2 separate regions of the Homo sapiens genome follow, and region 2 is linked to region 1. A link is a contact called in ENCODE POLR2A ChIA-PET data. All regions are on one chromosome and are shown on one strand. The core of a region is the stretch at or near the end of the contact, and the rest is flanking DNA. Distances in the headings are between cores, read along the strand shown. Region 1 has its middle 90 kb from the start of SNHG20. Region 2 holds the start of TK1 (thymidine kinase 1).

Region 1 (2,700 bases), core at 146-2,645:
GGCTCTGGGTCCCTGTGACCCTGGGGGATGCTCCTCAAATCCTGAGTAGTCCCATGTGACGTCCAGCAGAAGCCCCCCCGAGCATCCTTCTGGGCACTGCCCCATCCCCTTCCAGACGGCCCCACTGGTAGGGTCCTTGGGTAGCCCCTTGTGATTCTCTCTCTGGTCTGCAAGGAACACTCCCATCTCCTTGCCCTGACACACAAACCTGGGCCTGTAGGGCTCCCGCTCCACCACCCGAATGGCCACAGCCATTTCCTCACCATGGAGATGTTTCTGGGGGAGGCAGACCCCTGGCCCCCTCACTCACGCATTTCCAGGCTGGGCCAGGTGTCCATGCTTTGCATTTCTCTGCTGCAGGAGACACATTTCAAGGCTCTCTGCAGGGGGTCCCATGAGTTCTCCTGATGCAGAGACAGAGCGGGGACCCGCCTAGGGGCCTGCCCGCACCCACCCCCCAACCACAGCATGGAAATAAAGGAAAAGTCTTGAGTTCCTTCAGGAGAAATTCCAGGCACTAGCTAGCCTTGGAGAATAAATGAGCAGCCGGATAAGCAGGAAGATAGCAACAAACAAGATGAGAGCAACAGGAGCCTCCCAAGCAAGCCAGAGGAACAAGGTGTTTTGGTTCCTACAGAAACTAAAGATAACATCTTCACATATGTTCTCGAGTTGTTTTTCAGAAACCCCCACTGCCAGCCTCTATCCTATAGACCTCAGATGTGGGGAACCGAGGGCGGCACTCTGACTGCCGTTCTTTGTTCAGAATTTCATCCTGAGAGGCCTGGAGAATCATGCCCATGGCCACACTGAGGTACAGCCTCCATGTATGGGTTTACAACTTTACCTGCAATGCACCCCTCGCTTTCCTGAAATGCATCCCTGCCTTTAAAAACCCTTGCCTGTGCTCACGCCTGTAATCCTGGCACTTTGGGAGGCTAAGGTGGGCAGATCACTTGAGGTCAGGGGTTCAAGACCCACCTGGCCAACATGGTGAAACCCCGTCTCTACTAAAAAATACAAAATTAGCCAGGCGTGGTGGCAGGTGCCTGTAACCCCAGCTACTCGGGAGGCTGAGGCAGGAGAATCGCTCGAACCCAGGAGGCGGAGGTTGCAGTGAGCCGAGATCATTCCACTGCACTCCAGCCTGGGCGACAAGAGCAAAACTCGGTCTCAAAACAAACAAACAAACAAACAAAACCCCTGCTTGTGAGCCGTCGGGAGTTTGGGTCTTCAGCCTTAGCTGCCTGTTCCCCTCGCTTGGCGCCCCGCTGTAAGTGCCCTTTTTGAGACAGCTGGGGAAAGCAGAACAGGGACGGGGGAAGGGTCCCTGTTTTCCTTACACACCATGCTGACTGCAGCCATACTCAGCCATGCAGCCCTGTAACCACAAACGCTTCCTTTCACAAAAATAGGCCAAGTAAATCTAAAACACACAGAGTGCTTAAACCACAAATGTCGTGGCTGTTAACAGTAGGGACTCTCCACAATCCCCAAATGCACATCCCCAGCAAGGTCCTAGCCCGCCCTAACTGTACCTTTGCTTCATTTTAATGGTAAACATCATACCCCGGATGGAAAGTTGAGATGCTAATGAGACATGCGTCGCGTGAAGAAGCGTGACAGAGACTGTGCAGTCATGATGGACAGACCACCCTAAACATGCAATGATGTCATCTGGAGGAGGCCGGAAGGAAAATAAATCAACAGTCCGACCAGCTTTGGGGAGCCAGCTGCAGGTCTCTTCCTGTACTGTCCCCCTTGCTGCTCCAGCTGAAAGCCCTGATAAACTGCCTTGCTCAAGCCCATCTTAGACTCTCGGTCAACTTCTATTTTCTGAGGGTCCACTGGCTGGGAACGCTGTGCTCTTGGAAACTCTCCCTTCTAGGGTTCTGGGAGAGGGTGAGGGGGCTCAAGAGACCGGGGCGGTTCTCCTTCATCCTGCTGTAAATCCTGCACCTGACAGGGCAGGGTCCCTGGTATCTATAGCATCATCTCTCCAGCCAAAACTCAGCCCTGCTCTAACAGCCTGAGACAGTGCCCTTTCTAAATACAGTGCTGTGATATGATGGCAACTCACATGTATCAAGCATTCACTGCAACAAACACTTTGAGGGATTAGCTCGCAGAACCCTCACAGCCCTAGGAGCTAGACACTGCGTGCAGGAGAGGTAACTGACCCAAAGAATGCCTGGCCTCTGACCTGGTTACCGCGGAGGAGGGTGATCTCTAGGCCACACCATGTCCCTCCTGACAGGAGTGTCTTTGTTGCCCAAGGGCTTTGGCCCCTGGAGGGTCCAGCAATGCGGTTTATGATGGGGGCCTCAGGACATCCCGTATCAGTGCCGACCTCCAGAGGGACTGAAGAGGATAGGTGAGTCACATGGTTAGCGTGTGATGGAGCCCCAGGAAAAGCTCTGGACCCCAAAGCCTCAGGTGAGCTTCCCTGGCAGGAAGCACTCTTGAATGTTGTCAGGCATTAGGGCCAGGAGGTGGGAAGACCGCCCAGGGTTCCCTGGGGAGAAGATGGCCAGAGGCTCCGCGTTTAGATCCCATCAGACTTTGGCCTGTGCATCTTGTCCCATGGCTGGTCCTAATTTGTAACTTATTTATTTATTTATTTATTTATTTATATATTCTGAGACAGAGTCTTGCTCTATCACCTGGGCTGGAGTGCAGTAGTTTGATCTCGGCTCATTG
Region 2 (2,700 bases), core at 107-2,606, 1.2 Mb after region 1:
TGGTTTTTTTTTTCAGTAGAGATGGGGTTTTACCACGTTGACCAGGGTGGTCTCAAACTCCTAACCTCAAGTGATCAACGCACCTCAGCCTTCCAAAGCGCTGGGATTAAAGGCGTGGGCCACCACACCTGGCATACAGCTTTTCTAAATTAATTTCAGAAAGTCTTTGTGTGCAGCGTCAAAAGCACTTGCTTCTGGGTCCAAGAAGTCCAACTCTGAGCCACATCTTCCTGAGCAAGGGGTTTGAGCTGAAGTGATCCCCAGGGCCATAAAAGAATGTTGGGGCAGGGCATGGTGGCTAACATCTGTAATCCCAGCACTTTGGGATGCTGAAGTAGGAGGATTGCTTGAGACCAGGAGTTCAAGACCAGCTTGGGCAACATAGCAAGACCCCAGCTCTATAAAAATAAAATAAAATTAGCTGGGTGGAGGCGGGGGGGTGCACGCCTGTAGTCCCAGCTACTTGGGAGGCTGAGGTGAGAGAATTGCTTGAGCCCAGGAGTTTGAGACCAGCCTGGGCAACATAGCAAGATCCTACCTCTAGAAGAACAAAAACAAAACAAAAAGAATGGTGCGTGGGTAGTTTACTCAAGAAACTCACTAGCCCCACCCGGGTCAGGGAATGGTTCTATCACCTCAGGAGAGCAGAGGCTCCACGGCTTCAGACTCCTTGGTTTAGAAAGCGACTACGTTTCCTTGGCCTTAGAAGGAAACAGCCACATTGAATAGGGGTGTACAAAAAGGCCTGGCCTACAGGGGACACAACTGGTTGCCACCTTCTCAGAGGACTTGGTGGGGAAGACAGCTAAGCTGTAAGCAGCTGTCACCAGCTCCAGGAGGGAGTGGCGTCCACACAGGACGAGGGGCTTGGCCTGGGCAGAAGAGGGCAGAGACTTCCTCCTGGACTGAATTCAAGGGAGGAGCACCCCAGGCGGGAGCTGTAGGAGGCTGTGCTGGTCCTTCTAGGGGAAGGGAAGGGGAGGGAAGGGAAGGGGAGGGGAGGGGAGGGGAGGGAAGGGGAGGGGAGGGACGGGACAAGGGGTCCCCGGAGAAGAGGAAGGAGCTCCACCCCAGCCCCGCGAAGCCATTACCTTTTTCCTGAGAACATCGGCCCGAGAATCACCTAGGAGAGAAGGTGAGGTCATTTGAGGGCCCGCCCTGCGCGGATGCCTGGACACAGGCTATCACCACGACCACCTCATCCCCAGCCACGCGCAGGGCTGGCCCCCGCACCTGGATCTGCCCCCGGGTCTTGCTGGGGGAGCCAGGCAGCACAGTGGGCAGGTTAATGCAGCTCATTGCGCCTCCGGGAAGTTCACGAACCCGAGTACTCTCCAAGGCCGTCCCGCAGTAAGCCCCTGGTTCCCGCGCCGACCGCTTTAAACCACGGCGTGCTGGCCAATCACGAGCCGGCCCCGCCGCCATGGGGCCAATCAGCGCCCGGCCGCTGACCTGGCGGGAGATTTGGCCGCAGCCCGCCCCCTCGTGGGAGGAATCCGGGACGTGCGCCCAGGGACTGGGAGGGCCTGGAAATCAGGGCGATGGACGTGGCTGATCGGGGTGGGGCCTGGTCTGAGCCCCGCCTCGGTCCGCCCACCAAGTTTAAAGGGGCGGAGCGAGGCGGGGCTCTGGCCATATAAACAGAGGGACGCACGCCCATGCGGCTGTAGACGCCATGATGGATGTGTCTGGTGTGGGTTTCCCAAGCAAGGTTCCTTGGAAGAAGATGTCTGCAGAGGTAGGTGGATTGCAGGGAGGGACTAAGGGGCTGGGGCGGAGTTAGCTCATTTATTAGATTGGAATTCCAAGAAGGAAGCTTAGAAGCCGTCTAGAGCACTCCTGTGGGCATGCAGAGCGCCTAGTGCGTGCCAGGTCCCCAGTGCTTGAGCACCATGGTGTATTTTACCTTCTCCTAAGGATTTTTGTTAACCTGGTTTTCAGGATAAAGAAAATTGAAGTCCTGACTATGCTAATAATATCCGTAGACCCTGCCAGGCGTGGCGGCTCACACCTGTAATCCTAGCACTTTTGGCGGATCACGAGGTCAGGAGTTCGAGACCAGCCTGGCCAACATGGTGAAACCCCGTTTCTACTAAAAATACAAAAATTAGCCGGGCGTGGTGATGTACCTCTGTAATCCCAGCTACTGGGGAGGCTGAGACAGGAGAATCGCTTGAACCCAGGAGGTGGAGGTTGCAGTGAGCCGAGATCATGCCATTTGTACTCCAGCCTGGAAGGCTGGGCGATAGACCAAGACTTAGTCTCAAAAAAAAAAAAAAAAAAAAAAAAAAAAATCCATAGACCCGCAGGAGGTTAGGGGACAAAGTTCTGGACCTTGATCTGAGGTTACACAATGTTTTTGGGTCTGTGCTTATGTGGCACAGGCTGAAGGATTCAGAACAGCTGGTATTTACATTGGGGTTGTGAAGGTTAGAAACATACAGGCCGGGTGCGGTGGCTCAAAAAAAAAAAGAAAGAAAGAAAAGAAACCCATTGTATAATCATGATCATAAATAATAGCAACAAAGATGGTGGTAGTGATCACAGAGTGTGCCAGGTGTGGCTGTAAGGATCCTACAGGTAATAACCTTTCCAGGTACAGATTGGACAGATCCAAGGACCTCTGACAAAGAGCTCCTTCACTGGGAGGAAGAAGCAACCCACACTGACTGGCTTGCTTTATTTTACTCGCATGCTTTA

The links. ChIA-PET counts read pairs that join two places held with the same protein, here RNA polymerase II (POLR2A).
Region 2: POLR2A ChIA-PET joins it to region 1 with 12 read pairs in activated CD4-positive, alpha-beta T cell. The contact joins the promoter of TK1 here to the enhancer-like site in region 1. POLR2A ChIA-PET finds 5 or more read pairs at or near these places in 2 of 52 experiments (PC-9 and activated CD4-positive, alpha-beta T cell).

Annotation. Positions count from the first base shown.
Region 1 is chr17:76,996,801-76,999,500 of GRCh38, forward strand. No RefSeq gene overlaps it. Among named protein-coding and RNA genes, the nearest start is that of SNHG20, 90 kb to the right of the region's middle. RefSeq lists enhancers at 1,111-1,651, 1,607-1,686. Within about 2 kb of position 1,396, at least 5 of the 41 ENCODE cell types and tissues checked have a DNase peak (open chromatin) inside an H3K27ac peak, as active enhancers do.
Region 2 is chr17:78,185,696-78,188,395 of GRCh38, forward strand. TK1 (thymidine kinase 1) reads right to left here and starts at 1,357. Exons shown (of 7, transcript NM_003258.5): 1 at 1,234-1,357; 2 at 1,092-1,123. The coding sequence starts at 1,299. AFMID (arylformamidase) reads left to right here and starts at 1,667. Exons shown (of 11, transcript NM_001010982.5): 1 at 1,667-1,738. The coding sequence starts at 1,676. RefSeq lists a silencer at 1,510-1,649.